Linked DNA regions of Mus musculus: region 1 is linked to region 2. The links are chromatin loops, found by intact Hi-C in ENCODE. Cell type or tissue: gastrocnemius. All regions are shown on one strand. Each heading gives the region's core, and the rest is flanking DNA. Links, peaks and the distances in the headings are about the cores only. Region 1 overlaps Jak2 (Janus kinase 2). Region 2 holds the start of Plgrkt (plasminogen receptor, C-terminal lysine transmembrane protein).

What was found. A loop is a pair of places that touch in the nucleus more often than their neighbours do. Peaks named below come from ENCODE experiments on the same cell type or tissue, not always from the same donor. Only the 100,000 strongest peaks of a DNase experiment are listed, where the experiment ranks them.
Region 1: it touches region 2 in a loop (2.5-fold over the local background); 10 of 42 quality-filtered maps call a loop at or near these places.

The regions. Positions count from the first base shown.
Region 1 is chr19:29,304,604-29,320,993 of GRCm38, reverse strand. Jak2 (Janus kinase 2) reads right to left here. Exons shown (of 25, transcript NM_008413.4): 23 at 11,282-11,399; 24 at 9,953-10,066; 25 at 7,899-9,253. The coding sequence ends at 9,146. Among named protein-coding and RNA genes, the nearest start is that of Insl6, 13 kb to the left of the region's middle. In gastrocnemius, for the core only: a CTCF peak has its summit at 11,976 (motif pointing left); no DNase peak of the experiment used is centred there.
Region 2 is chr19:29,347,199-29,363,867 of GRCm38, reverse strand. Plgrkt (plasminogen receptor, C-terminal lysine transmembrane protein) reads left to right here and starts at 1,997. Exons shown (of 6, transcript NM_026362.2): 1 at 1,997-2,071; 2 at 2,941-3,051; 3 at 5,465-5,551; 4 at 12,694-12,824; 5 at 13,399-13,508; 6 at 14,863-15,191. The coding sequence starts at 5,471. The coding sequence ends at 14,984. It overlaps Gm52390 (a long non-coding RNA gene), which reads right to left. Exons shown (of 3, transcript XR_003952902.1): 3 at 15,616-16,549. It also overlaps a transcript of Cd274 not described here. In gastrocnemius, for the core only: a CTCF peak has its summit at 8,799 (motif pointing right); DNase peaks (open chromatin) are centred at 8,114 and 8,789; H3K4me3 peaks cover 739 bases; H3K27ac peaks cover 633 bases.

The sequences.
Region 1 (16,390 bases), core at 8,391-16,390, 47 kb after region 2:
AGTAACTATGCCCCTGGCACAAGCTATTGCACTGCAATAGTAAACAGACACATTGTATTGCGCTGTAATAGTAGACAGACACATTGTATTGCACTGTAATAGTAGACAGACACATTGTATTGCGCTGTAATAGTAGACAGACACATTGTATTGCACTGTAATAGTAGACAGACACATTGTATTGCGCTGTAATAGCAGACAGACACATTGTATTGCGCTGTAATAGTAGACAGACACATTGTATTGCGCTGTAATAGTAGACAGACACATTGTATTGCGCTGTAATAGTAGACAGACACATTGTATTGCGCTGTAATAGTAGACAGACACATTGTATTGCGCTGTAATAGTAGACAGACACATTGTATTGCGCTGTAATAGTAGACAGACACATTGTATTGCACTGTAATAGTAGACAGACACATTGTTTCAGGGCCTTGAGTTTTACTCAGGTACCATTTCCCTGCCGAGTCATCTCACCAGCTCTATGTGAAATCATTTTAATGCTAAAAGTTGAGCAAAAACTTGGAGGTTCCAAAGTATAATTCTCACTCACTAAATGATGGGTAAGCATCGATGGAAAGATTTCTCTCGTCTTCTTCGCAGGTACGCCCTATAACACCCTGTTCAGTGAGACTTGTTTCTGTTTCTCTTCAGCTGCACTATGTCTTAAGACAGAACTTCTTTTCCACTCAAATCTACGTTTCTGGTGCATTTGTAAAATGCTTTGCTTTTCAACTGCTTTCAAAATATACCCTGCACATTTACCTTTGTAAAGAGAGAGAAGAGAACCATTTTTGAAACAAATTTATGTTGTGTCATGGTTGAATAGGTCCACAAAGCTTTAAATGAAAATGTACCTTTAATACGGACAGAAGTTTCAGATCAGTTAAAGAAATGCAACTCTAACATCAGATCTAGGCATTACAGTAAGGAGGGTCAAAGAACAGTCCCTAATCCCAACAAAGCTTTAAGCAAAAGAGTAAAAAAAAAAATCTCACCAAACTGCAGAAGGACACAATCTGCCGCTGGCGCTGGCTAAAAGTTAGGGAAGGAATGTCTTTGGTCAACACAGCAAGCAGATCCTGAAGAATGGCCCCTGCTCTTCCTATCCTATTCAGTGGTGCTGAGTGAAGAATCATTTTTAAAGAGATCTTTTCGTCAAGTCTTTAGCCGGAGGAAGCAGAAGTCCCTGCAGTAATCAAAAAAAGTAATTTTTATTTTTAAAATTAGCATTCAATTATATGGTTGTGGTTCTATAGAGGAACCGAACCAATAGAATGACTATCTGTTGAAAAGGTATTTATTGGATTGGCTTACAGAGTTCCATCAGGGTGGTCCAACAATGGCGGTCTTTACATTGGAGAGCTGAGACCACAATGCCAGATGCCTCAGCAGCCCAGTCTGGCACTGAAGGCTTAGAGGATTCCTAGAGAGGCACTGGTCTTCATTCCAAACTCGTCTATACTGGAAGCTTGAAGAAGTTGGGTTCTGATATCAGGAAAGGAATTTAGCAGCAGCAGCAGCAGCAGCAGCAGCGTAGATGAATGCACAAACAAGGTAGAAGAACTGGTCAGAGAGAAGGTCCCAGATGCCAAGAGGCTCCCAGGACCCCGCAGGGATGACATTAGCTGAAATACTCCACAAAGAGGAAGGAGAACGTGTTGAGACCATATCCAGATATTAGACATGGCCCCCTGGTTGAGCCACCCACCCATCTGCAAAATTTTAACCCAGAGTTGCTCCTATCTGAAGGGACAAAGAGTGGACAGAGACAGAAGGAAAGGCCATCCAGAGACTGCCCCACCTGGGGATCCATCTCACATGCAGACACCAAACCCAGGCACTATTGCTGATGCCAAGAAATGCTTGCTAATAAGAACCTGATACAGCTGTCTCCTGAGAGGCTCTGCCAGAGCCTGACCAATACAGATGTGGATGCTCATAGCTGACTAGCCGACTATTGGACGGAGCACAGGGACGCCAATGGAGGAGTTAGGGGAAGGACTGAAGGAGCTGAAGGGGCCTTATCTGGCATCAATGGGAGGGGAGGCCCTTGGTCCTATGAAGGCTTGATGCCCCAGTGTAGAGGAATGCTAGGGCAGTGAGGTGGGATTGGGTAGATGGTTAGGGGATCACCCTCATAGAAGCAGGGTAAGGGGGGGATGGGATAGGGAGCTTGCAGAGGGGAAGCCAGGAAAGGGGATAATATTTGAAATATAAGCAAATAAAATATCCAATTAAAAATAAAAATAGATTTTTTAAAAAAGAGTGAACTTTAGTAATCACACAACAGAATTTATAGCAGGCTGGGTTTAGACTTCCTTTGTCAAAGCAATTAATCTAAATTCCTTTACCTTCGCCTCAGGCAGACTCTTCGGACAATGGGAAAAAGCAGCCACGTTCTTCACCAAAATATTACCAAAAATATCTCTAGACTGCATACTAAAAGTCTACTCCTCTGAAACCTCTTGAGTTAGGTCCCTGCCTTTCAAAACACACTCAGGAACACTGTCTTCCATGCTTCTGGTAATAGGGCCCATTAAGTCGCACCACTTTACAAAGTCCCCAAATCCACATCACTCAAACAAGAACATGGTCAGGCCTATCACAGCCATACCACTGGTTCCTGATACCAACTTCTGACTTAGTTAGGATTTTACTGCTGTGAAGAGACATCATGACCAAGGCAACTCTTATAAGGACAACATTTAATTGGAGCTGGCTTACAGGCTCATTATCATCAAGGTGGGAGCATGGCAGCATCCATGCTGGCATGGTACAGGAGGAGCTGAGAGTTCTACATCTTCATCTGAAGGCAGCTAGAAGAAATGGCTCCCACGTGGTTAGGAGAAGGGTCTCATTGCCCACCCTGATAGTGATACACTTCCTCCAACAATCCACACAGGGTCTCACTATGTAGCCCTGGCTGGCCTGGATCTTACCATGTAGACCAGGTTGGCCTCAAACTCATTGAGATCCACCCGTCTCTGACTCTCCAGTGTTGGGATTAAAGGCATGCACCACTACACTCACTGGTTGATCTTTTTTAGGTTTTTTTGAGAAACCATGTTGATGGCCACATTGGCCGTGCTCATTTATATCACCACTTACAATGACTAAGGATTCCTCCTTCCCCACGTCCTTGGCAGTGTTCACACACTGGCAGTGCTTTTGTGACATTAGCCATTCTTGACAGGGACGAGAAAGTATCTTGGTGTAGTTTTACTCAGCATTTCCCTAATGACTAACGATGTTGACCACCTTTAAAAACTATTTATTGTCCACTTTGTTTCTTCTCTTGAGACCTGTCTATTCAGGGTATTAGCATATTCATTGATTCAATACATATTTTTGTGTTGCTTAATCATGGCAGTTTGTGTGTCTTGAATATTTTACTATCGGATATATACCTAGCAAAGATTCCCTTCAATTGTGTATGCTGTCTTTTCACTATGCTGCTAGTCTTGTTTGCTATGTAGGTTTTGTTTGTTTTAATTTCCCAATTCCAGACTCTTGGGGTATTCACTGTGCTACCATAACTCACTTGCCTAAGCCTGCATTTTGTTGTGTTTTCTCTGGCAGTTGCAGTGACTAAGGCTTTACAGTTAGGTCCTTGTTCCATTTTGACTTGGTATTTGTGCAAAGTGAGAGATATGGATCTAGGCTCATTCTTCTATGTACCAATGCCAGTTTCCCCAGCACCCATTGTTGAAAGAGGTGTGTTCCCTTGCTCTGATTTTTTTTCTCCTTTGTTATAAGCAGTGCTTACAGCTGTGGGGGTTTATTTCTGGGTTCTTTTCTCTGTCCCGTGGTGCACACGTCTGGCTCCGTGTTGGGACCCTGCTATCTTTGTCACTATTGCTCTGTAGTATAACTTGAGATTAGGCACCATGCTATCCAACAGTGTTCTCTTAGCTTTGTGTTTCCATATGAATGTGAGTTTTCTTCCAAGCTCTTTGAGTAATGTTTTTGAGATCTTGAAGGTAATTGCATTGAATATGTGACTAATTTTGATACTGTACCCACCTTCACAATATTCTGTCAATACAGCAGCAGAGAAGACATTTCCATCATCTAGTGTCTTCTTCAATTCCCATTTTTGTGTCTTATTTTATTACAGAGATCTTTAATCCCGTTCATTAGATTTATTCATGGATATCGTTATTTTTGTGAAGCTATTATGAATAGATATTTTTCATTTCTTTATCAGCCAGCTTATTGTTGGTACATAGAAAAGCTACTGACCTGTGTATTATGGTATTAAATAATGAAACTTTGCCTGAAAGCACTTATCAGATTCTAGACTTTTCTTGTAGAAACCAGACGTTCTTCTAAGTATAGTATAATGCCATAAGCAAATAGAGACTATTTTTTATTCTTTCCTATTTGTATCCTTTTTATTTTCTTCGCTTGTCTTATTACTGTTCTGAGACTGATTTTCTCATGCCAAGTTTAAGTTTCAGGATCTCAAAGCCACGGTCAACCCTTACTTACTTCAGTACTCATCTTGCTGGAGTCTAGTCTCTGAGCATTTCTCCAGCACAGACCATTGATCTAGCTCTTTTGGCACGTGTGAACACTCCGCTGATGGCTACAACTGATGTTGGTCAGTAAGACAGACACATCTGGGTGCCCACTGTAGCCCAGCTCCTTCTGTGAGTCTGTAGTTCTCCCTCTGTGGGTGGTACTTCTTAAGGTTCACACGTACCAGTCCTTGCCTTAGGATGCAACGACGGACTCTGCATTTTATATATCAAACCCACAGGGGATTCCCTCCTCTGTTTCAAAGCAGCCACCCATGAATCACTGTGCGCCTCCACAGCCTGACAATAAGATCCTGTTGCTCTTACATGTTGAACTCTACATGTTGAACTGTGAACACTGAGACATCAAGCATGTACTCAAACGGAGGCTTCATCTCTGCGAAGTTTGATGGTTCTGGAAGGTGATATCCATGCTACCAGAGGGGGGAAAACCATTAGACTCACCCTGCTGTGACTCCTACAAATTACAAAAACAACTGTCCTGACAAGATAAATCCACTAGTGCAATAATGGCACAAATGTTACAGGAGCAACCAACCACCTTCTGATTAGATTAGTCCACTCCATGAGATAGGACCCATCAATAGTACTGTTAACAGGGCCAAGAAGACTCAGCTAAATAGGCTTTAGGCCCTAAAGGAGAACCTACCACTGTTTCTTTGCTAAATGAGCATAGTATTAAAATAACTTCTAATAACTTATTGCTATGTGCACGAATCAGTACATCTCTCTGACCTCATAAGAGAAGTTTCCTCTTTCTATAGATGACAGTTAACACAGAAATCCTCAACTGGTCAATACATACTGAATAAAAAAAAAGTATTCTCCCAACACAACAGGGCAAATGCACATACGAACTCATGGTGATTATCAACACATACACAAGACTTGCACAAGTTCAAGCCAGATAAAATCCTAGCATAGAGGTGGGCATGGTATTTCCACTACAAGCTGAGGAGCTATTAGCACTCGATAGCTGTTGAAAGAGGAAGAAGTTTAATGATGTAGCCCCTGGTAGGTTTACCACACTCCAGGTGTAGTTGGGCAATACAACCTGGACTTGGGAGAAGAATAAGGGGGCAAGGATGGTAAGAGAGACTTAAGGATGAATTTGATCAAAATATACTGTATATAATTATCAAATAATTAATAAAACATTTAAAATCACAATATAGGATCAGTGGTTAAGACTACTTGCTGCTCATACAGAGAATCTAGGTTCAATACCTAGTTCCCACATGTTGCCATGAAACTCTCTATAACTCCAGTTCTAGAGGATATGACACTTTCTTCTAGACCCTGGGATCACCAGGGACATATGGTGCATTGTATGCACGAGCGCACACACACACCTATACCTATATAGGTAAATATACATATAATACTTTAAGCACAATAAGTGGATAAAAAGTGACAAAATCCAACTTCTTTGATAAAAGCCCTGAAGACACCTGAAACAGAGTGATCATGCCTTAATATGAAAGGCAATATATCCCTATTTATACTGAATAGTGGAAAACTGATAGCATGTCCTCTAAAATCATAAATATGACAAGGGCATCAATTCCTACCCTTATCCAAGATTAAATGCTTAACCAGAGTAAGCAAGCAAGAGATAGAATAAAATGATAGCAAAAGGAATAGAAATAGAAAGACCGGTGTACAGATTCCATGACCCAATACCCTAAGGATCCAAAGATTGCATCAGGAGAACCTTATTTCTGATAAACAATTCAGACCTATGTACAAATTCTATGATCCAGGCAAGAACCCAACAGAAAGTTCTCAAAACATAAAATGTAAATGGTCAAATATACACTGGAAAAAAAGATTCAACACCTTAAGTCATAACGGTAATGCAATCCAAAACTATAGGTACCCCAACACTGAGATACACCACTATCCAGCAAAAAGCTATAAACACCACCATTCACTTGAGTTTATGAGACAGTTTCATCTATATATACAAGTGTGATGGTCTAGGTGATTACACAAAGGAAAATAACCTATAATACGATTACAGCAACCTTCCAATCTTGTGAGAGCATGCTAAAGGTCCAATAATGTAGTTACTATGACAATACATGGAGCACACAGTCCACCCCAGGTTCGGGGGGGGGGGGCTCCTCAGATGTAGAAATGTAGGTATTTCCTCATCTCTATTATGTAATAAAATTGTTTAGTTAGAACTTAAATATTTACCAGAAGTTACAACTGTAAAAAAATTCACTTTCAGGAGGAAAATTAGGACTGTAAGACGGCACTTTGCTAGAGTAAATTTTGCAGTGCTACCAGCAGTGTGTGTGTGTATATATATATATATATATATATAAAAATATCACAAATTTTTATTTCTAAAGGAGTGGTTCTCAACCTGTGGGTCGCAGCCCCTCTGGGAGAGGAATGGCCACCTCACAGGGGTCTCCTACGACCATCGGAAAGTACAGATATTTACAGTGTTATTCATAGCAGCAGAAAAATTAGTTATGAAGTAGCCATGAAAATCACTTTATGGCTGGAGGTCACCAAAACATGAACTGCATGAAAGGGCCACAGCATTAGGAAGGCTGAGAACTGCTGTTCTAAAACCAAGTACCCACAATAGTATGGGATTATCTAATGATTATAGAATACCATCATCTGACATTTACATAATTATAAAATTCTGAAAAAAGCTTAATTTCTAAGAAATATTAGCTTGAAGAAACATCTGATACCTGCTTCTCATGTGGCACTAAGTTCTAACTATGGGAATAATTTCTTTATGTGTACCATTCAAACCAAAACTAAAAAGATTATGAACTCTCAATGAGAAGTCTTTTCACAACTTTGAATTTTACAGTTAGACTGTCATCTCATTCTACAATCTTAAGAATATGCATGCAAGATTCTTTAAAAGTAAAATTCAAATATTTTAAAAAGCCTAACAATGTAGTTTATATTACGATTTTTAAAAATAAGTAAATGTTAGTCTTTTATGAAAATGTTAAATTTTAGTACAAAAATCTCAGATCAATTGTATTATATGATACACTACTTCTATCCTAGATGCTATAGAACTAAAAACTCTCTCTCTCTCTCTCTCTCTCTCTCACACACACACACACACACACACTTACTTCCTTGAGATCTGAGAAATTACATAAAAATAAATCTGACTTCCATTAAAATACATATTAGATTAAAAAACAAAACAAAACAAAACAAAATCCACTAGTCTCACCACCATAGATGGTTTCTGTATATGTTACCTACTAAAATTCTCAAAGGATGTGAGAGGCTCGTCTCTTCAGCGCAACCAAAACTCTTTAAGTCCACGTTCAAAAACAGAACACACCACTGAAAACAGAATTTTTAAACAAATTACCAAATATTTAAAATCTTGTATAAATAACACACAAAAATCTTGTTTTATTTTTGACATGACATTGTCTAAGAGGGAGCAGCACGAAGGATGATAACAATTATTTATACTTTGAAAAGATGTACGCTCTCTCTTCTCATCTCGAGATGTGCGTCACACGCCTGCTGGTATTCTTGAATGGGATGAACAGCATGTGCCCCACACCCTTCCCTTCCCATCTGTCTGGGAGACGCTGAGGAAAGGACGTTTCTCTCACAGCTGTAATGGCAAACCTGGAGGCCTCTCACACAGTCTTTGGCCATGTTCCAACCCAGAAAGCATCTTAAAGAGCTTGTACATTTTACAAATTATGTATGGCTTATGCTTCAATTTAATGTATAATGACAAGTCTTAGGGATTGAAACATCTCATTGGCAGTTAACAGTTCAAGGGAGGGAAGTATTTCTGGCATTCTTAATCTCAAAATTATAAAAGGATTCATTATATTCATTATAGTCATAGAAAAAGTTGGAGACAGTTCTATTTAAAAACACATTTACCATAAACACAAGGAAAACAAATAAGAAAATAGATTGTGCTGTGTCTTTGTAAGATTGTCCCATTTCAAAATTCTTTAGGGTCAGGAAGATTTCCTATACAAGTAAAACTAGACCTTTGTTCCTTTTGCTTTGAAAAATATTTACAGTGGCATGGAACTACAGGCCCTAACAGAGCAGCAAAGATGAGCAAGAAAGAAAAGGTATTTAATTTTCTGAGCATTTTAATTTGTATCATGAAGTTATTATAGATCACCTATGGAAAAATTAGAAAACATTAACAAACATCAGCCCTCATGTAAATCACACAAGAGGCCAAAGTATTATACACTCCACGTGGTAAAAACTGTACATGTATGTTCTGTGTATTTCCTACACTGCAAAATTTACATTATAATTTTTTCCATTTCTCAAAAAAGCTGAGTTGAAAACTGTCTATTTTCTTCTTCTGCCAGAGGAGATGCAGAGACTCTGTGGTGAGCTCCATGCATCAGCCCACAAGCATGCTGCCAGACTTGAGCAGTGGTTTTTACAGATGGTGTAGAAACAAACGCACGGCGTTTCCAAAGCTTTGAGCAGACGGCGTCACAGTTTCTTCTGCCTAGCTAGCATCATGATAAGGATGTGTAGACACAAGGCTACAGAGCTTTGTTCTGGTTCTGGAAGTCTGCTTGGTCTCTGAGTGAAGGCCATCTCTTTCACGCAGCTATACTGTCCCGGATTTGATCCACCCGAAGGGAAAGGTCCCTGAAGGAGGGACGCTGGCTCACATTGTTGTTCCAGCACTCTGTCATGATCACATAAATCTGTACAGTGAAAAAGTGAAACCAAAGTGAGAGTGACCCAAAGTACCATGGTTGTTACAGGATGACATGAATTTGGAAATCTTAATTTACGTAGGCCAATAATAATGCTACGGTTATACCTTGAAAAGGAAATCTGTGTATGTTCTCAATAAAACAAAGAAAATGGATAATTACTGTGGATTAAAAAAATTGTTGGATCAGGGAGATGGCTCAGTAGACAAACAGGACTGTACACAGAGCCTGGTAATGAGAGTCAGTCCCTGGGACCATGCAAGGAGCCAGCAAAACAGCACTAGTCTCTAATTCCAGCACTAAGACATGAGAGGCAGTCATGAGGACCAACCAGCCTGGTGGGCTTAGTGCAGCAGTAGAAACAACAGAAAGTTTGTTTCAGCAAGGCAGAAGGCAAGAACCAACCCTGGAAGGTTTTCCTCTGATCCCAATGTGCACTGTGGTATGTATGCCTGTAGTCACACCTCCCCTCCCAACCCCCCACCCCCATACCAAGACACCCACCTCCAGGACACACACACCAAGACACACACACTCAAAATACTCACACAAACCATACATATATACATAGATGGACCCACACATACACGCACACCTTTTTCTTACACATGCATACAGAGACACACACACTCACACACATTATATAGACACACAAAAGAATGAATGAATGACTTTAAAGCTTGTTACCTCATCTGGGCATCCTTCTGGCCTTGGCAATCTTCCGTTGCTCTTCAGTAGCTCTATCAAATGGAACACAATCATTTGCCCTTGTTTATCATTGCCAATCATTCGCATAAATTCCTGAAACAGAAACCAGTTTTAAATGACTTGCTAAATAATTACTACACTAATAAAACAAATGCAAATTAGGATAAAATAGATATAAGAATTTTTATATTAGGTTGGTAATATTTCATTAAATATATAATGTGAATAGAGAATTATTCGGCCCTCTCAGTGCCGTGAATACATAGCCTGATGCAGCTCTTCTTTTGAAACAATCAACAGCGATTTACTAACTCATAACTTCTCACTAACAAGTACACTCTTCTTCTAACATGATAGCCACAAACAAAAGTATTTATTTATGTATAAAAATGGTAAATGATTATCCAGAAATATGCGACTTTGTGTCAGAATGGTACTGGATAACTAAAATCATACTTGCAGTGAGTAAGTACAGATAAGTACAGATAAAGTGAGATATTATGAAACGATGTAATAATTAACAGGACTTCACAGGAAGCTACAAAGCTCAGTCATATAAAACAATAGGTATTTCTTTCTAAAGTTTCATTTTTATATATAAGTCTGAAAGAAAATGTTACTATATTAAAATGGTTATCTATGAGTAATTTCATTAAAATAATTTCTATTTTTTTCATACTTCCCTATATTGAAAGAAATATATATGTACTTCCAAAAGTTTACTTTAGGTTGTGCAATGCTTCCTAAAGTGTACGGGCACACTCAATGTAACTTCGATGCCACTGAGGTGTTCTGGAGGCCTGGGCCCTGGCAGCGCTGGAATGATGGGCTCTGTAAGGGATAACACCAGGCTCCCTGCGGGTTCCACTTCCTGGGAGAGCGAGCTGCTCTACAGGAAGCAGAATGCTGGCCCTCCTGGCTCTCAGCCGAAGCCTTGCCTTGTGATGGGTTTTTGCAGTTAGTTCTCTTTCTGCTTCTCTGCCATGTTGTAAAGATCCCAAAGGGTCCTTGGCTTGATAATGGAGTTTCAATCTCCACAACTGCAAGCTTTTCTTTATGAATTTACTCAGTACCATGTATTTTGTTACAGTCACAGAGACAATGGACAAGAGGATACACTGAATTTAGTTGTTTGTAGTTATTTTGTTGGGTATTATTGAATATTGTCCCCAAATAAATAACAACAGGGTCCTAAACTAGGTTGTAAACATGTTACTCATCTTTGGATAATGCCTTTCTTGTGCTTAAAACAAAAGTTAAGCAGCAGGAGAGGGCTCGGGGAGCTACGCCACTAAGAAGCGCACTGACCACGGGTGGACTTTTACTCTTCTCGATGTATGTGAAAAGTTCGTATAGAACCACTCCAAAGCTCCACACATCTGAGGCCACAGAAAACTTGCTCTCCGTCAAGGATTCAGGTGCGTACCTGCAATATTGCAATCATTTAGAAGAGTTACTTCATGGAATGACACGTTATATTGGAGGGGGAAACAAACAAATGACAAACACCCAGGGGAACAAAGGGGACAGAAGGCCTGTTATCTGCTCCACAGACCTTTCCCATCTGGCCTTTGCTCTGCTGTTCTCCCCAGTGATGAACGACAGCTATGAATCTGACACATGCTGACAGTGGGTCCTCCTAACAATTCAGAAAGCCTGGTCCCGAGACGTCTGACACACAAAAACCTAAACACATTGTTTTTCTTTTGTTGGCACACCAGGTGTTAAATGATAAGTTTTTCTAAGACCTGAAATGCGAGATGCTCTTAAGTTGTTCTTTTAAAGAAATCCAGATTAAAAATAGGTGGAGGAAATATAGTTTCTAGCCAGAAATGTAACTTGAAGCCTTGAGAATCAGGAGGGGAGGGGCTGAAGAGATGGCTCAGGGCTTAAGAGCACTGGCTGCTCTTCCAGAAGTCCTGAGTTCAATTCCTGGCACCTACATGGTGGTTCACAACCATCTATAACCATAGTCCTATGGAGTCTGCTGCCCTCTTCTGGTGTGTAAATGTACATACAAGCACCTATATACATAAGGTTTATAAATAAATAAATCTAAAAAAAAATCAGAAAGGGAGTGATTATGGAAGAGAACACAGAAAATACAAAGCCACAGGAAAGTGGTATCCCAGTCAGAGGTGGGCAGTGGACCATGAGTTTTGTAGTTCCATGGACAAGCATGTCTTTAGTATAGAAATAGCTACAGAGACCTGTTTGACTGGCTAGACAGAAAACATGAACAAGCCTTAGAGGCAGGTCACTCTCTGTGAGTTCAAGACCAGTCAAGTTCTAGGATAGCCAGGACTACACAGAAACCTTGGCTCCAGTATATGTGTGTGTGTGTGTGTGTGTGTGTGTATGTGTGCCCACACACACACACACACACACACACACACATATATAAAACACATTTATTTAATCTTTAACCTTTCCTTCAAAACCTAATTTAAGTTTTACTTGCACAAGTCCTTCCCTAAGTAGTCAAGCTCACTAATCGGGCTGCTTATTGCACATCTAGACTTACAGTTGTACTACACAAACATGCAACCAGTACGGAATCTGTGTACTTAGCTTTTTTGTTTTTTTTTGTTTGTTTGTTTTTTTTTGAGACAGGGTTTATCTGTGTAGCCCTGGTTGTCCTGGAACTCACTCTGTAGATCAGGCTGGCCTCGAACTCAGAAATCTACCTGCCTCTGCCTCCCAAGGGCTGGGACTAAAGGTGTGTGCCACCACGCCTTTAATAGCTTTTTATTCTATTAGCAAAATGTAATCTCCTTAAGACAATGCTATTATCCTATATCCTAAAGTGCTTTTCTCCCTCCTTTCAAAAAGCTGGACAGGTTTTTCTATGTACCCAGCTTGGCTCAAATTCCAGCCTTAGCCTCTCAAGTACTGAGATGACAGCCATCCTGTTCTTATGTTTTTGTTTTCTAGTTTTAGGGCTTTTATTTTGTTTTGTTTTTAGCAAAGCGCTCTTTGTAATTAATTTCTTGGTTACATATTGCCAACCCCCAGGTACATTCATTACCTAATGCTCTTTTACTTAGACAAAGATAAATCAAGTCAGGAAAAGGCTCACTTTTCTCTGTGGGTCTTAAGAGGAAGACTTTTTCCCTCCTTTTTTTGTGTAGTATTTAGGGAACTTGTACATTTTATGTCTCTTTGAAATGCTCTTGCTTAAAAGCCACTGTCAGTTTTATGATCCAGAAACATAATTAGCAACCACCTAGGAACTGTCTTTTGGAAATCATCATCAAAGGTGGCAATGCCCCTTTCTTCTGGTTTCTTGGGGAGGGGAGGAACCCAAGTCGGCCAGAGCCTCGTTCCAAGTGCTAGCCCATGTCACAGTATGGTGAGACCAGTACCCGGCGCAGGGAGTCACACGGTCACCCAGGGGATTTAGGATGAACTATGTGTGACAAGCAGTGCGGTTCAGTCCTTTCACTGGAGGAATAATGCCATGCAGTAAACGTGTATGCAGTGGGCTGTTTCTGCCTGAGTACAGAAAAATGTAAGATTTCTTTCCATCTCGGAGATCTCTTATTACACGGGGATTGTTTAAATGCAACAGCACACACATACTTAATCCTTATTCAACAATAGGTCCTTTCTGTCTCCTGCTTTCATAGACGGGTTTTGAGTTGAGAGAATGGGTTGGCCTTAATTGTATTTCTGCCAACATTTCTTTTCTCTCTGCTAAATGTAGTTTCCTGCAGTTCTATCATTTAATCCCTCCCTCTCATGCTACCGTGTTTCCTATAGATGATATTGCCCATGCTTCTTCCAAAGTCTCCTAAACACAGTCCATTCTCTTGGCTCTAATATATCTCGTTTCCACATTAAATACCTGCAGGTAAACAGAACTCCATCTTCCCAAATCCTGCTGAGTGTTTGGCTTTGATTATACAATAAATGGAATCACAATCTATACCCAAGAAAGGATTCTTAGGAATTTTTAGAGATATTTTACATTTTTTGTATTTATGTGTACATGTGTTTGTTTATTTGCACATGTGTGGAGGTCAGAGACAACCCACGAGTTTATGTTTTCTTCCACCATGTAGATCCTGGGGAACCTAACTCAGGCCTGCTGCTGAGCCTCTGGTTGGCCCAGGAATTATTTTTAACTCTCTCACTGCTGTGTGAAATAAGCCACCATGTCTTTTCAGAGTGGTCTCCTAGCTTACTCTCTCTATCATTACAGTCGTAGGCCACAGCCTATGACTACTGCAGAGTAACCAATATGCACAGACTGCCCAAATGACATCTGTAGTAAGAACAGCACACGCCTTCCCTGTAGGGTGAAATTCTGCTTCAACATTTCTTTTTCTTTTTAAAGACTTATTTTATGTACATGAGTACAATGTCTCTGTCTTTAGACACACCAGAAGAGGGCATCAGATCCCATTACAGATGGTTGTGAGCCACCACATGGTTGCTGGGAATTGAACTCAGAACCTCTGGAAGAGCACTAAGTGCTCTTAACCACTGAGCCATCCTCTCTCCAGCCCCAACATTTTTTTTCAATACTGAAGTAGAAGCACTTTTCCTCAAGCTCTTAGTACCAACCCCTAAAACATGCTGGAACATGCCAAGAGATGAAAGCAAAACAGCATCTTGAATAATTAAAGTATTAAGGAGGACAAAGATTTATTTTTAAATAAAATCAAGCTTTAAAAAAAACAAACCATGACTAACTTCTATGGTTAAAAACTGCGTGTGATTTCTTTCATATCTTAATTTTGTTTGCTAGAATTTGACTGTGTTCTCTCCAAAACTCAGGTGTTGAAACTCAATGGTCAATGTAGTATAGGAAGGGGCTCCTTAGAGAAAGTGGAGAATCAGAGTCAGGAACTCCAGAACAGGCTGCATGGCGCTGCCCTTCCACCTTCCTCCATGGAAGAACACGACGATGTGGAAAGACTCGATGAACAATGTGTCTTACTCATGTTCATATTAACTGCCCGCCCTCGGGACTTATGTCTCCACATACTCAGGAAGCCAGGTGCCAAAGCTTATATTGTCTGGTGGTTTTTACCATGACCAAAAGAAAACTAAGGCATGCATTTAAACATCAGGAAAGAGCGTCACACAGGACGGGCTCTGCAGCACGTCTCACTGGCTTCATGACGCCTACAGAAGCACATATTCTCTGCGATTCTGGATTGCTGATGCTAGGAACCACGCACTGGACCTTCTGTGTGCTCCTACCAGTATGTCTGCATTTGCTGTTGTGTCGTTGCACATGAAGGGGATGCGTGTACAGAGCATGTGTGCCTATGGAGGTCAGAAGACAACCGTGAAGATTCGGGTCTCTCCTTCCACTTTCTACCTGGATCTGGGGATTAACTCAAGTCAATACAGCAAGCACCTTTATAGGTGAGCCACTTCACTGACCTACTACTGCTAGTTTTTCAAAAATAATATTTCACTTGCAGGTATGACTCTGTGGGTAAGGTGATCACTGTAAAAGGCATGAGGACTGAGTTCGGATCCCCAGCTCATGTAAAAAGCCAGGGAGAGCAACCTATAACCCAAGCACTGAGGGACAAGAAAATAGGCAGATCTGGGTACTTGCTGGCAAAAATGGCAAGTTCTGTGTTTAGTCTTATCTCAAAAACTAAAGTGGAAAGATGAATAGAAAATAAAACCTAGCCGGGCTTGGTGGCACACGCCTTTTATCCCAGCAGAGGCAGGCGGATTTCTGAGTTCAAGGCCAGTCTGGTCTACAAAGTGAGTTCCAGGACAGCCAGGGCTACACAGAGAAACCCTGTCTCGGAAAAAACAAAAACAAAAAACAAAAAAAGAAAAGAAAACCTGATGCTAACTTTGAGTTTTCACATAACACACACACACACACACACACACACACACACACACACACACACACACACACACACTTGAACAAAAGACAGTTCTTGGCCAGGAAGAAAACTGAGCCAAGACTTTCTCTGTTAGAAAGTGAGTCTTTTGGGGGTCAGGGGGTAAATAGGTATGGTGTTGCAGATGGGTTACAGGATGGCTATTCTAAACAACAACAATTTTTTTTTAAAGGCAAAGAACCCTTAATCTTTTGAACTTGATTTAATTATATATAATAAAAGGTATTATTAAAACATTGTACTTAATTTGAAATGAGTGACAATCTGTTTCTCCAAGTTCTGAATAGATCAGTTCAAATAAAGTATCACTACAATAGTGCAATAGAAACATTTTAATTAATTCAAAACTGTTTTGTTTTTTTCTTCCCAGAAATGAAGAGAAAAGAGTAACTACAGATTAGCTACTAAATCCATTTCTGAAAGTCAAGTTGGTTTTATTCTTTATTTTCAATACTAGTGAGAAAAAAAATACATTTTCACCTAAGAATAGATAATTTTAGTACTGGCTCATTGTATACGTTTTAGTTACTTATCC
Region 2 (16,669 bases), core at 4,329-12,328:
AACTTGTGGAAGCTTACGTGTTCAGGAAAGGATACAAGTGGGAGTGAAACCCGGAACGATGCCCCAGTGTCTGCTACACAGCGGCCACACAGGTGGACTGTCAGGTGAGCGTCCTCATCCACTGCCATCAATCACAGTGTGTGGATTTTAAGGCCTTGACTTACTACTGTATGCCCCAGCCATTCTACCCCTACTACCCAAGACAACTGACAACATGCTCACAAAACTAGCAATGTTCTTCATACTAGACTAAATAGAATCATGCAAATGTCCATCGGTCTCAATGGACACACAAAATGCCTTATAGTCATACACTGGACTACTATTTAGTCCCAACAAGAAATGGAGCCATAATCCATGCTATAGTTTACCTGTTTAATTTTTCTTTCCATTTAACATGTATTTACTCTCTGTGTGCGCAAGTGCACACTCATACGTGGAACAGTTAGGGATGTCAGAAGACAGCTAACAATAATGGGTTCTTCCCTTCCACTATGTGGAGCCCAGAAATAGAACTGGGTCTCAGGGTGGTAAGCATGTTTACCCACTGAGCCATCTCACCAGCCCCTACTATAGCTTAGATACACACACACACACACACACACACACACACACACACACACTAGTGTTAAAGTAAAAGAAGTCAGCTCGGCATGGTGGTGCACGCCTTTAATCCCAGCACTTGGGAGACAGAGGCAGGCAAATTTCTGAGTTCGAGGCCAGCCTGGTCTACAGAGTGAGTTCCAGGACAGCCAGGGCTACACAGAGAAACCCTGTCTCAAACAACAACAGCATCAACAACAACAACAAAAAAAAAATAACAAAAACAAAAGAAGTCCGTTTCATTTATACGAACTATCTAGAATATGTAAGTCTTTGAAAAGGTAGAACATAGATTAAGATGGGGTCTCTAGGGTGACTGCATGTGACATTATCCATAAAGATAGGTTCTATAGATTGACTGAGAAAAACAGCTCATGATGAGGGAAGGATCTGGTGAGGTCTCGCACACACAGTGCAAATGTTAACCACTTCTGCTCCCAGTCTTCTGGGCGGAAAACACATTCTAAATCTTTCTCTTTGAAGCTACAACCCTGTGTGTTTAACATTCTTGGTTCCCACAGTGTTTATCTGAAGGTACAACGACCTCTGTTCCTCGTACAGGTTACAGAGCTGGGAACAGAACGGAGACAAGTTTAGTCTGCACGTATAGACACTACTTCCTACCTTAGGGATGGGCTACTTGTTTCTCTCCAAAAGCATTTACTCCTAGCAACACCCATCTCCTCCCACAAATAGAACTAAATAAAGATTCTGTTGCAATTTTCCCATCCAAGTAATGTTTGGAATGAGGGATCTAAAAGTCAGAATAAGGAACACTGGAACTAAAAACATCTATACAAGCCTGCGAGGCTAGATATGCCTGGAAGAGGCTAGATTGCCTTCTCTAAGGTGTGGAGCCAACACATGCTAATGCAGAGCCCTTCCTAAAGGTTGTGATTCACATACTATTTCCCCAACCGGTTACATAGTAAGTGCTAATGGGTCCAGTGTTTCCTAGTGAAGTTCGGAGTTGTACTATAGACAGACAATTCTGGTAGGAGTACGAAATATGGAAAACGCATAGGGAAATACGGAAATTCTGGTCACTGTCTGCTTTTGTTCCCTGGTTACCTTTAAGCGAGATTTGGTGATGGGTTTTGTTGTTGTTTTTGTTTTGTTTTTGAGGCACCGGACTCCGAGGACTTGAAACATTTCCACGCTGCTTCCTTGGGCCTTCCCTCAAAATCACGCACCTTACAAGACCATGCAGGTTGGAATTTGCGGTTCTGTCCCGCCCCGCCCACCTCCCGGCTCCAGGCGCCTGCACCGGAAGAACACCCCAGGCCTCCGCGGGCACCCGAGCGCTTAAGGGAGCCAAAGGCCACGCTGATTGGTTGAAGCTCGTGATCCACTGTCATAGCCAACCAATCCTGGGGCTCTGCCGAAGCAAGGTACTGTCCCTGCGCTGATCGCTCTGGAGCTCTGGCTAGAGGCCTCTGCTGCGGTCACCGTCCCCGCACCGTGTCGCGTGAGTGTTTCGGGTCACAGACACCTGGGAGGGAGGGGTCGGCTCCGTCGCACGGTCCCGCACAGCTGCAGCTCTGGCTGGGCAGGGAAGGCCAGGGCTCTGGGTTCTTGCTGATGCCTCCGAGGCTGACAGGTATTGCCAACCCAGTTCTGTGAGTGTGATCTCTCTGTACCATTGTCACCAAGTTGGGACAAGACTGCAGAGTGCAATGGACAGGAAAATGGAATTCCTTTAGGGAAATACCTATATGACGCTAAACTGGCTCAACAGAGCGAGAGTGGAAACAAAACAAAACACCCCCAGAGGTTATGTGCTTCCTGCTAGGGGACTTGGTTTGGAAGAGTTATTGAGAATGATAGTGATGTTGTGACTAGCCAAAAATTCTGGTACTAAATCAGGGAAGAAATCTGGATGACAGAAATCGTGTAGAATTTCTTTCCTTCTAAATGGAATCCAGGTTCCAAGGATGACCAGGGAAAGTCTGTCTGGGATCTGTACAATCAGGACACCCTTCCCAACACGCCTTTCCAGAGTAATTTGAATCATGGCCTCTTGGAACAGGAGACACGCCTGCCTCCCCATCCTCAACCCAAAACAAACAAACAAACAAAAATCCAGGAGCAGCCTGGACTCACATCTGTATCCTCCATCCTATAGGACATGGTGGTTGTCTGTGTTGCCTGTAATAAGTCAGTTTGGGGCCACGCTTACTTATCGCTGATAATATCGTGTCTCTGGGAGAGAGACATTTGGAGGTATTTGGGACATCCTAAGGAAAGAGTGCAACATGGCTTTGTTAGGTATGGTCAGAAGAGGTTGGAAACACTGTTCAAGGGTGAAGTTACAGGGTGTGGCATGCTCATTGGCAGGTGAGATCTCCAGAGGGACACTCCTGTTTGCCTTCTATATTTAACCGTGTACCTGAGATTTCCCCCGACACATCCAAAGTCCAAGTCCAAGAGAGCAAGGCCCAGAAGGAGGTAAGCCTAAATCCTAGCTAGCTTTTCAAAGTGTTTCTCTTCTCTTCTCTAGACGATTGACTGAAAGATTGTCCGACCACTTCAAGGGATGGAGAGCTAACCCCCTTAGGCCAAGGGACTGAGGGGAGAGTGTGTGTGTGTGTGTGTGTGTACTAGAAAACAGTCGGTTTCTTTGAAGATGTTTGAAGATGCTTGCAGCAGATGTAAAAATTCAACCGTCTGCTCCGACATGCAAAAGAAAACTAAAGGATGTTGAGCAGCCTGACAAGGTTGATCTTCTGTCAAGCATTCCTTATTTTGTGCAATTATTTGTGTGAAATAGAAGCCACAGAGACTATCATGATGGATGATAACACTTCTCCTGCAGGCTCAGCTGGAAATGACTCATGTGAGCTGCCAATACTTAGATAAGAGAGCAAACGGCTAGAGACCCCTCCACGATGAGTGCCCTCTGCCGCTGCTGGTAGGGTGCTAAGTGGGACAGTGAGAGTCAGGAGGAATCATGATGTCCCAGGGCTGTGGAAGGCTCTCTCTTCCTTCCTGGGAAGTAGTTCAGCCTCTGCTCAGCCTCGCAGCTGATTGGCTCAAGGGCTGCTTAATTCCAGGGTGCGATCTTCGTCTTTGTCAGAATACACGGAAATCATTGAAACCAGGCTGTCAGTTCATACTCCCCTGGAGCCCGACTAACAGGGTAACCATCCCAACTGATTCGAACTACCCCTGTTCTCCATGCTCATCTGCTAGGTTACTCTAAACCCAGGGATTTCCTTATGAGGAAAGCTGTGGAAATAACTGTTGTCCGGGATTTCCTCAGATTATACATAAATCCTGGCTGTGAAGCATTGAGACGGGCTGCTGTGGTGGAAAGGTATTTAACAGCCTAAGACAGCACTGAAGAGAGTGGAGATGTTGTGACACGCCCCCCCGCCCCCCCCCCCCGGGCCTTATGGTCTTCTGAAAAACCAATAACTAACCAAAGTGTTTCTCTGAACATACTCAGTTATATTTAGAACAAAGTTAGGAGTTCTTACCCATAGTTTATAGCCCTCTGGGGTAGCTGTTATACCTAAATAACAAGGCCATGCCTGATGTAGAGGGTGGCTCAAGTCAGTTTTTAAGGAAATGATGGTAAAAAAGGCGATATAGATCATAAGGGGAAAGAAAATCAAAATTTGAATTCATGTCCCAGGCTAGTAAAACAAAACAGCCATTCTATTTTTTAATTTTACTGTAAAATTCAATGAACTATATTGAGCATATTATTATAAAAAAAAAGGTCTGTACTTCTTCAGGCTAACCTAAGTGTTTCTGAGAACAGTAACATCGGCTAAGATAAACCACAATGTTCGGTGTATATTCGGTGTAATAAATGCAGTTTTCTCTCAATGGTATTTCCAACTTGCAATGAGCTTATTGTGCTATAACTTCCATTGGAAATAATGGAGAAACTCTACCATGTGGTCATTTTAAAACTCCATTTCTGGGCTGAGGAGATGGCTTGGTGGGTAAAGCACTTGCCATGCAATCATGAAGACCTGTGCTGAAAGCTTGCACATCAATGACGACCTGGGCACAGAGGCACACATCTGTAATTGCAGTGGTGAGATGAGAGGCAGACACAGGAGGATCCCTGGACGCTCCCGACCAGCTAGCCTGGGGTACACAGCTAAGAGGAACATTCCGGAAAGACTGTCTCAAACAAGGTGGAACGTGCAGAACAATACCCAGGGTTACCCTCTGACCTGGAGGAGCGCTGTGGCACACACCCACCTGCACTCACGCACATGAATGAATATATACACTCACACAAACTTCCCATTCCTGGGGATCCATTTGCAAAGGCGTGTGAGCATCCTCACCCTGCCCTTTTGAGAGCCTCGGTAACGTGGAGAGAATGAAGGCGAGGCTGGAGAAAACTGGCTAGGGGGAAATCAGCTGCAAGAGGATGAGACCTGTGTCAGAGAAGGAGGGGAGCATGAGACGTCAGGAGAAATACTGAAGAATTGACCCTAAGACACTTACATCTTAAGACACAAGGTCAAGAGGGACAGACGACAGTTCTGAACTCACATCCTCAGATGCATGGTCTTCCTGTCTGTCAGAACAGCTGGTATGAAGGTGAATCACATTAGACTTATAGAAGGGAAAACCGAGGTAACGTGGCACTGTGTGTTCACAGAGCAGGGAGAGATGGGAAATCATTTCAGTCAGCTGTTCTTGGCTGAGAGAAGGATGCTCAGGCTGGGTAAGAAGTATGCCTGAGGGTAGACAGCTACATAGAATTTACACTGTTCCCTAGGTCATCTCTCTCTCTCTCTCTCTCTCTCTCTCATCCCAGTTGATAGGAGTCCAGAGCCTGTATAAGGATGCACAGAGTCTGTTATTTAAATATGCCTTGCATTTTCCACTTTAGGTCAAGATGGGGTTTATATTCTCGAAATCTATGAACGAAAACATGAAAAACCAACAGGAGTTCATGGTTACGCATGCTCGGCTTCAGGTATGTGCTAGTTAAGATGCCATGTTCCTAATCCTGTTAAGTTTCTAGAATGGTGCTCTAGAGGCACAGTCTCTTCGACTCCCTTTGACTCCTAATTAAGACGCTCCTGGGCTCCATCCTCAAAGACAAGGTGAAGTGGATGACCAAATAACTGGTGAACAGCCCATGTCTCCAATCCAGATACTTGAGCCAAAATTTCTATACCACTAGGTAATTGCTTAGAGTATATTATGAACAGAATATGGCTCTTCCTCGAGGCATTCTGAACTCCTAAAACCTGTGAGTATATTAGGAATATGATGCCTTACATGGAAAGGGAATTTACAATGTGTTCATCTAAAGAAGTGTTATCATGGATTATCAACATGGATCCATTGTAACTTCCAGGACCTTTATAAGAACGTGTGTGTGTGTGTGTGTGTGTGTGTGTGTGTGTGTGTGTGTGTGAGAGAGAGAGAGAGAGAGAGAGAGAGAGAGAAAGAGAGAGAGAGAGAGAGAGAGAGAGAGAGAGAGAGAGAGAATTAGATGTTATACTGTTACCCATAAAAGTCTTAAACATAGTCATAACCTGAGAAGCACTCTACTGGCTTTGAAGATGGAGAGAACCAGGGCCATGGGCCAAAAAATGCAGGCAACCTTAATAAGCTGGAAAAGCCAAAGAAACAGAGAGACAGAGCCTCGCCAGCCCGTTTTGGCCCTTTAACCATTGATCATAACTTGTTAAAGCTGCACTAGGAAACTGTTATAGACTGTGGTACTTGACCTTGGATTGTACAGTAGATGTTTAGAAAAAAAAAAGTCGAACAGATTGCTGAATTATCTAATATAAGCTGTCAAAGTATTTTAAAATATTACACAGCTGAATGTTAAAATGTTCGACCTAAATTGTTTTGCTAAGGTTTTAGACAATGGTCATGATGAGGCCCCTGTGGTCTGTTATGGCTCTAAGAGTAGAAAGCCCTACTCTTGGGCAGTACAAGTGAGAGATAACCTAGACACCCGGATGAATCAATTCATAGCATCCTGACTGTGCACATGACCGGTCCTCGGTCTCCTGGTCTGTACCCTAGAGGCAATACACACTTCCGAGATGCTCCAAGAAGTAAAAATTATGCACATTATATAGAATGTACATTATATAGAATGTGTACTATAATGCCTCTTGCTTATATTAGGTGTTGCTATCATTGCTATTAAAAATATTTTTTAAGTGTTAGGGTTTCATATAGCCCAGGCTAGCTTCAAGCTGGTTATGTAGTCTAAGATGGCCTTGAGCTTGTAGTCCTCCTGTCTGTCTCTTCAGTAATAGGAGTATTGGTATGTACCACCATACCCCACTGATGTTAAAAACTTAAGTTTCGGTGTGGGATAATGGTTCCTTTGGGGAAAAGGGAAAGAATGGGCAAGTCTTACTGTAATGGAGCAATGGCCAGAGGAGACGTATAGGTTAGGAATCAGCCCAGTATCTCAGAAATAAGAATGGCGTGTGGGTGGAAACTACAAGAGTTTCATTCTTATATCAGACTACATGACCTCAGGATCTGTGAAGATCTGAGGATTCTATTCCTCTTTATTCCTCTTGGAAGTTACAGAAAACCAGAGACTCCTACACCAGAGGAGTCCGTCACTGCACGGAAGCAGTGTGAGCTAAGTACCGATGTCACTTCCTCCTGCTACTCAAAGCCCATGCACTCTGTGGATGTGGGTCAGGTATGGGGAACACTGAGTGTCGGGAATCTACTGCTTCTGTGAGGAACCATGAACAGGAGGAGTGTGGAGGCGTTTGCTTCGTTTCATGCCCCAGGGTTGTTCACTGGCACGAAAGCAAGAGATCGCTCAGCTCCGGTAGCTAGGGCCTTGCTTTTTTTTTTTTTTTGACCTACCCATCAAGAATGTACAGAATGTTCAAGGTCCTTGGTGGTCACCTGACTGGCCAGAGGCAAGAGAACGGCTCCAGTTGTACCTTCCAACACACTACCTTCGTTTTCCAGCAGACAGACGTTCTATTTGTCCTATCTTGGATTCCCGACTCTACAGTGGACATGTCACACCTGAGGCTCACGTAGCTTCCACAGAACAAAGGTTATTTTAAACAAAAACTCACCAAATTACTTACCATCAGTTACTGGCTGGTGTGAAATCCCCTCAACAACTTGTATGCTGGAAACCCAACCCCAATATGACTTCATTTGGAGACTGGGTCTTTACAGAGGTGATCAAGTTAAAATAAATCCTTAGGGTGGGTATTAATCTGATATGTTGTTGACTTTTAAGAGGAAATTTAATCATGTGCCCCAAATATGTCATTTACAAGCCAGTGACAGAGATCTCCTCACAGCTTGTCCAGGAATCAAATACATTGATTTTTTTGATTTCTAGATTCCAGAACTGAGACAAAAACAAAAACAAACAAACAAAAACCCTCTCTCTTTTTTTTTCCTATCGTTTAAACTAGCCAGATCGTGGTCTCTGTTTTTTGGGGGGTGAGGGAGGCGCAGTGGTGGCCGGTATGCAGCTTTAGCAAACTAAAGAGGGAAGCACTTGGAACCTGCGTCCAGAAGGGGGCGCTGGTGCATCGAGCAAGGAGCTCCGTGCAGCTCAACTGCAATTTTCTGCTTTTCTCCCTATTTCTCTAAGCCCTGCCAGGAGCATCAGAGAGGTCATGAGTGGGAGAGATTTTGGTCACCATGAGGTTTTTGTACAGAATGGCGCGTCAATTTCACTGCACACTTATCTGTGTGCACGGCAGTATCTGAATTGCATCAGGCTCCTATCCTCACTGCAAACTTTGCAAACCGACCTCATTGGTTAAATTCAGCCCTTCTTCCATGAAAAGAATGCATCCTAAGTGTTGTAGGGTCGCTACCTACATAGTTTCAGGAGTTTAGACATTTTTGCAGATGTTCGGTGATTATTATGACAAGGCCTTTGTTTCCCTCCTCAAGAACCACAAAAAGTTTTGTTTTTATTTTCCTTAAAAAAAAAAAAAAAGATGGTTTTTGAGAATTTCATACAAGGCTTGAGGCTACGGTTAAGTGGTAGAGCATTTTTGCCCAGCATGCACATGGTTCTGGGGTCAGTACTGCTGGGGGTGGGGGGTGGGGGAGGAAGAGGGAGGGGGTGTATAAGATGGAAGGGACTCACATTAGTAGTTACAACGATATTACCGTCAATTTTTAGTTTTCCGGTAGAAACTGCTTCTTCTAACTTCCGTTACTGAGGAGCTATACAGTGCAGTTCTTCACAGTGCCACTAGATGGCACACAAACAACTTTATAACACCGCAAAACCTGGAAAGAATCCTGATTTTATGATGTAGGCTGGAAAGGGGAAACCTAACACAGAGAAAGAAATATACAGATGTCTGCCCTAGTTATGCAGTGGGACTGTAGACAGAGAGCAGTATGGTAATGCAAAGATTAGTGGGCAGCAAAAGTTTGTCATTTGCTGTGTTCAGGGAACAACATGAGAGAAAAACAAAATCCAACCAAACATGAGAGCCCAGGCTGTCTGTGTGCTGAAAAGTTAAGGTAATATAGATTCTCTTAGTTTTTAGTGAGATTGCATTTTGCACATGGAAGATGTAGTGTTCTGACCCTGGTTAATTTTTATTGGAGCCACCTGAAAAGAGGGAATTTCAGTTGAAGAACTACTTCAGTTAGATTGAATCATGTCTGTGAGAGATTGTCTTGACTAACGAGTGATAAGGGAGCGCTCAGCCCACTGTGGGCAGCGCCATTCCTAGGCAGGTAAGTCTGGGCTGCATAAGGAAGCTAGCTGGATAGGAGCTCCTGGCTAGAAAATAGTGTTTTCCACATGGTCCCTACCTCCAGGTTCCAGCCTTGAGTTCTAGACCTGACTTCCCTCCATGATGGATTGCAACCTGGAAAATGAAATAAATCCTGTCCTTCTAACATTGTTTTTTGGTCATGGGGTCACAGTTACAGAAGCAGTTCCTAATGTGAAAATAATAAAAAACACTTCCAGACACACCGTTTTAGACATTACGATGGTCAGCGGTTTATGTGAATTTCTGTAGTGTGCTTATCAAGTGCTAAAATGCCTTGGTAATTTCTTCTCTCAAGGGATCACACATTCTTGAACAGGGTAAAGATGGCAGCCAATGAGTTCAGTACTGTGTTAAGAACCAAGAACGATGTATATTAGTATGTCTGATGACTACAGAATGGCAGGGGCTTTTCTAAAGGCCACATATTCAGTTAACACTTAGTCCTGGCAGTGAACCGATGTCAGCTAGTTAATGGAATAAACATGGAAACATGGGGTTGAGACCTTTGCTCTCTGTCTGTTCTGACATGGTTCAAGTAGTTTATGTAGAACTTTTCTTAGAAGAAAAAATATTTAGATCATGTTTAATGAGCACACTTTTAAATCTATTAGGAAAACTGATGTTAGTTTTAGGTTTATTGTTAGGTTTTGTTTAGAATATTTGACGACTCTAGCTATTGGTTTAGGCGGTTACTTCTTATAATAATTATACCTTTAGAGACATGAGTTTGCTACATATGGGTATACTTTAGTTTTTCAATCATTAAACATTGTTTAGATGCCAAATACTACTAAGACATAATTTTCAGTTATATTTTTCCAAAAGAAAAACGTTAACTTCAAGTTTCATTTGTTTCAAAATTTTTGAACATGAAGACCTCAAAGTTTTTAAAACTACGGTAGAACGAGAGATTACGTCATTACCTTTCTTCTTCCTCCCTCCCACCTGATCCATGAGGTCTCTCTGATGCCTCCTTACTAAGACTCCCACTGCCCTGTGTCTCCTTTGTTGCAGCATGACGCTAATCCCAGATTTCCAACCCCAGGTGAATCATTGTTGCTGTTGTCATTGTTGTTGTTGTTGTTGCTGTCCTTTGAGACAGGGTGGCAATGTAGCCCAACGTGGCCTCAAATTCACAATTCTTCTTTCTGTGTCTCTTCTTGAGTTCGAGAAGGACGGTCATACCCTCCCAAGCCTGGTGCAGAACTCTTATCCTGTGAGAGAGAGAGCTTTACAACTGTGTTTGAGTCCAGTCGTTATAAAGACAACGACTTCTGCACAGTTTGATGGCTCCTTTCCCCTTCTGCACACTGTGTGTTTGTCATGTCATGCAGTCCCGGGATCTTGTCACAGTCTCATCTCACCTGGGGCATCCTCTGAGTTCTTGGCTGACTTATACATTTTGATACGCTGAGTTCACTCTTTACCATAAAGTTTATTCCTGTGACAAGGACAGCGTGTTCTGTGTCCACCCCAGCATCATCCTGTTTATGATCTTTAGAAAGATCTTTAGAAACCTTTCTGCTTCTGCCTTGGAGAGTTCCTTGTCATCACTTTTAGACTGATAACTATGTGATGCTTTATTGGGGATAAAGAGAAAAATGTATCCTGTGGTAGTTCGTTTAGACAGTAGTTCTTAATCCTGGCTGCATACTAGAACTACCTAAATGCCCTGAAAAACACTAAACTAAACTTATGCTGACCTAACCTTCCAGTTAATATTCTGAATAATTCTTTTGATATGTTAGTATGGCTACTGGGACCTTGAAGAGCTCCACAGATGTTTACAGCTCAGGACACAGATGTTGAACGTGCCTGGATCTTGTTTTGATTTAGATGCCTTTTCATAGGAACACAGATTATTAATTACTGTATTTATATCACTTTGGAAGATATGCATTGGTATATGAGTTTGGAAAAAAAAGTAGTCTAGCAAGGATAGGTTTTACACACTCACTATTCATGTGTACAAAGTCATATGATGTATCTTTAACAGAACTCAAAATGAGTCTCAGCTTCTACTGATCAAGGCAATTTGGGCAAGACAAAGTGGCTCAATTGCTTCTTGCTCTTTCTCCTTCTCCAATCTTGGTTTGACCTAGGCGACCGCAGGTGGTACAGGCATTAGAGGAGGCTTCTCTGATTGAGGGGAGCTTCTCTAATGACTCCTAGGAAACATGAGGTGATCTGCTCTGAGGACATTGACCGTGCTCCAGAGGGGAGTCTGGCCATGACTTCTACACTCTTCAATGCTGTGGGTCCTTGAGACCCAGTTATCTTCTCCAGCTATCTCTGGCTCATATTCTCTGCCCAAGTCTCTGCTATGAGTGTAGCATTCTGGTATGCTACCTCCTTCTAATTTTTAGCTATCCCCTGTAAACCTTTTCATGGGAAAGGGAACCATGTGGACACTTATGTAGCTGAGATGAACCCAACTGTCTCTCTCAGGCCTGCCTGAGCCCAGATCTGCCTTGCAACCATTGTCTCTCTACTTTGGATTCCCCCCTCCCAGAATCCTCTCTGTTTAGGGATTCTCCAGCCCCACCTGGGGTTTACTTAGTATGCTCCTGTACTACAACTCCCAGGAGAGGCCACGTGGCTAAGCCTTATCCTTACACCAAAACGCATTTTCCTCTCTCAGTTCCTGCCACGGTAGAACGAGGACACGACGAGAAACTGAGTCACGTTATGTTTCTTCCATCACAAACTCTAGCTTTCTGTTTCTTAGCTTTGCTGATGATGTGTGCTGTCGGGGTTTTAGAATTTAAAAGACAAGAAGAAGCAGTTTCTCTCTGAAGAAAGAGGGGCTTACATTTTATTTTGCTACTGCTCCGTGATTTTTCTTTTTTCTTTTCGTTTTTTTTTTTAAATCCAACCAGGTATTGTGTCCTGTAGTTTGGGCTGTTCAAAGCCAAGAAAGGCACTGATTGAAGTGCCACAAGACAAAACATGTGACAAACAAAAATCTCTATTGACATCCCTCCATCACTGTATGAAGACCTGGCATTTCAGTTTGTAGTGGGTGCATTTGGAAGGCAACATGAATGGAGGGCAGCACAGTGCGTGTTTAGTGACCCAGAAATCTTTCTTCACACAAAACAGAGAAGCCAGGGAACATAGCCCTGACTTGGATCCTTAGCCATACAGTCAAGACCTCAGCGAGCAGGGCACATTGGAAGGAATTGTCACTGCCAAAGGTACAGTTGCACAGAGCTGTTCAGGAAACCTAGTGAAAATCTATTGTGATTTAAACAAAAGAAAACTGCCTCAGAACAAAGGAAGGAGGGAAAGCAGATGTGACACGGTTCCAAGGTGGCAGGTGACTAACTGCCCTTTTGTCTTTTGTGCTTAGCTGGAAAGGCATCTGACCATGCAGAATGAGATGAGAGAAAGGCAAATGGCTATGCAGATCGCCTGGTCTCGGGAATTCCTCAAATATTTTGGAACGTTTTTTGGCATTGCAACCATCTCTTTAGCAACTGGGTATGCTTTACAATTTACTTGAAGAGTTTCTGAAATAACAAAGCCTTTGCCATGGTCGTAGCACTCATTAAGTTGGCTGGAGTAGGCCTTTGAGTTTCGAACCCTGAGTATTATATAAACAAAGGAAGCTCCCGTAGCTTACCCCTCTGTAGAACCAGAGCAGTAACAGCTCATCGTGTCTTCAGTTCCTGACGTTCCTTTTGTCTATTTCTCTCGCCTATAAGTTAAAGAGAGCTCACTTGACACCAAGATGGATGGCCTCTGTGCTCATCCCAGAGGCAGAACTCAATCATAGTAGCTCTCAATCATTGTCTGCTTTCAAAGGAGGAATCTAAGCCTTGAGGTCAAAGGAAGATTGACAAGTCATAGACCCTCCCCTTGAGAGCCAAAAAAATCTGGCAAGATTTGTTGGACAAAGAAATTCAATTGTTCAATTTCTATCGAAGGCTCAGATGAATTAAATAGCCTACGAGATAGAATACATTCTTCCAAAGGTTTTTTTTTTTATTTTAACAAGGATAAGATATGTATTTGCAGGTTATATTTGATATTTATTGTTTTGTTTCTGGAACAGAGCACTAAAGCGAAAGAAGCCAGCCTTTCTCGTTCCTATAGTCCCGCTAAGCTTCATCTTCACCTACCAGTATGACCTGGGCTACGGAACTCTCCTACAGAGAATGAAAAGTAGGTCTTCCTCAACTAGAGCCGCTGTGTCGTAATTCATCTGTGGTTCAGGACTGGGGCTGAGAGATGGCTCAGTTGGTAATGCGCTCACTCTTCAAGCAGGAGGGCCTCAGTTCAGTCTCTAGTACCCATGTGAAAAAGCCAGGTGTGACGGTACAGGTTTGTAATCTCAGTCCACGGGAGGCAGAGACACAGATCTCTGGGGCTCCTGGCTAGTCTGAGATCTTGTGTCATGCACAAAAGCAAACACAGAGATAACATCTGAGGATACTGATGGCTAACCTCAGGCCTCCTCACGCAAGTACACACACATGAATGTATACATGCACCCACGCACGCGCAGCACACACACACACACACACACACACACCCTCCTTATAAATCTTTGACTAATGTGGATTCTGATAGGACCATTTTCCTACAATCCAGACAACCAGCATCTCTTCAGTGGCATGGAGTCAGCTTTTACTAGCTCATAAAAACTGACTGCTAAATGTTTAGAAATTTTGCATGATGGATATGGGGAACACTTGTTTTTTTAAAAATTAAACAAAATAGGTTTATTTATTTATTTGTAATTAAATAAAATAGGTATAAGCCTACAGACTGATAATTAAATTATAATAAACACTAAATTTCGTTTAAAACAAAAAAGCATTAAATACGCAGAACTCATCTGTTTTAAATTATTTTTCTATTCGGTATAATCATAAATTACTTGTATCAATTGTATCTGCATTATGCAAATGTAGACGCAGCATACAGATGCGACAAAAAACCAGCATCACTCATTGGTGGCTTGTGATTGGTCAGGTGAGGAGTATTTACATTGTGGAAACTGGCGACATGCCAAGTCAAGGATTAACCTTGTCCTTCTGCTGATCATCTGGGCCAGGGATTGGAAAACGCTGACATTTTAAACCTTTGGGAAAGAATTCTAATGACTTCTATAAGTATTCTTCCTTTTGCAGACAACTTATTCATTTTTAGTGTCAATTCTCAGTTGTTTGTGTGTGTGTGGTATATTGGTCAGATCAAGGTAATTATAGTGATCGCCTCATGTATTTATCTTTTCTTTTGTGTACTATTTCTGAGACACAGTCTCCCTGTGTGGCCTAGGCTGACCTTGAACTCATGATCGTCTTGTCTTTCCTCCTGAGTGATAGAATATAAGCATGTAATGTGCTTCCCCTGAGTGGTGTATTCCTTCTCCTGAGTCAGATGGGTGCTCAACTCTGAGATTTAAGGTCATGGATCCAGTCCCCACCGTGTGTCCCTGGATCAGCAACCAGGTCCTCTTAGGGAACCCTTAGGACGTCTTCATCAGCTTACCTGTGTCTGCATTTTACTTAAGGTGAAGCTGAGGACATATTGGAAACAGAAAAGACGAAGCTGGAGCTGCCAAAAGGACTGATCACCTTTGAAAGCCTTGAGAAAGCCAGAAGGGAGCAGAGTAAACTCTTCTCAGACAAATGAAGTCACAGTTATCCTCAGAGCACATATCGTGTCTCAAAAGCACAAAGTTGTTGGCTTGAATCATGGTGTTTACAGTTTTTTAAATGATCAAGATTTTGATATGATGCATTTTTATTTTAGAATATTAAAATTCAAAATGAATTTGTTGAACTATTTTAAAATAAAATTTCTAACACTCCACCAAATCATGGCAGTATTCTAAACAGCATTCAAATTTCTCGTGTGTATGTGTGTTTTATAAATATCCAAGGGCAAAATTAATAAATTGTGTTGTTCTGAATTTGACCCCAATGTCCTGCTGCTTGAGGTCCTGTGAGACAGACTGTCCTCGGTATTCAGTGCTCCCAGGCATCTGCTGTTGTGTCCTGTCTCACACAAAAGAAGAGCGACCAGTACACCGTGAACTACAACGTTTGGAGGAGGGGGAGGGGGAGGGGAGGAGGGGGAGGAAGAGCCGATGAAGTTGAGAGATATAAATGGGGGTCAGTAGGGAGTGTGAGGAGGGAAATGGGTTGATTTTATTTCATTGTATACATATATGATAGCCTTAAACAACCAATCAACCAATTGATGATAGATAGATAAATAGATAGATAGATAGATGGATAGATAGATAGATAGATAGATAGATAGATAGATAGATAGATAGATAGATAGAAGAAATTATAGAGGAAAGAGATGGTGATTTCATCTGATGGATCCAGGCACAATGGAATATACCATAATATCAACAAATCAGGAGGCTAGGGCAGGAAGTTCTTAAGTTTGAAACTAGGCTGAGCAGTGTAACAAGATTCTGTCACAGACACACACACACACAATCTCATAATACTAGTGTGTTATTGGTGTCCAAAATGGTTCATCAAGAGTTTTAAATTTAGAATTATTCTGCTATGTGAGCTTTCGAACACCAGTGTTCAGCAGGTATAACTTCAAAGCTGTGTCGCTAAAGACCTTACAGAACATTTAGCCGCTGTGCAACCCACCCAGGCCCGTGGCGCTCTATGACTGTCAGACCCTTCCTGCTGGCTCCTGGTCTTGAGGTAGAGTTCATTAATAACTCACATTCAAACAGCTACTCCTATAAGAGTCTTCTCCATGTACAGAGAGACAAAACCCAAAGCCGGTCTAAACAACTGCCTTTAAGCACAGCTATGTTAAAACCTGGTTCAAATGGCCTTAGACTTGATTATTCAAAACTTCCCTTTTTCCTATTACACTATCCTTTTACTGAATTGACAAACATTTCATCTGTAACTCTTCATTATCTTAGTCATTTATGTTAATTAAATATTTAGTGCATCTTAATTACAACTTTTATTAAATTCCCAATACTGAATCAGTTACAGTCTCTTAGCTAGCTTATTATTACAGCCTTTTGTGTGGCTTCAAGAAAAATGAGGTAATAAAACATGAGAGAGCATGAAAGGCGAGAGAAAGCTGAAGTTGCTTTATGAACAAACATTTAGAGACTCACGGAAACCACACTCGATGGTTCTGCCAATGGTCGGAGACAAAGTTGGGGTGGGACACTTAGCAGGTGGCTTTCCACTTCCGGAGACATGCTGGCAGAGTAAGGCAAAAATATGTAGTGAGTTCAAGACCAACCTGGATGACATGAGACTCTCACAAAACCAAAACCAAAAAGTACGTGGGTTAGAAGAGAATAGACAAGGGACAGAGTC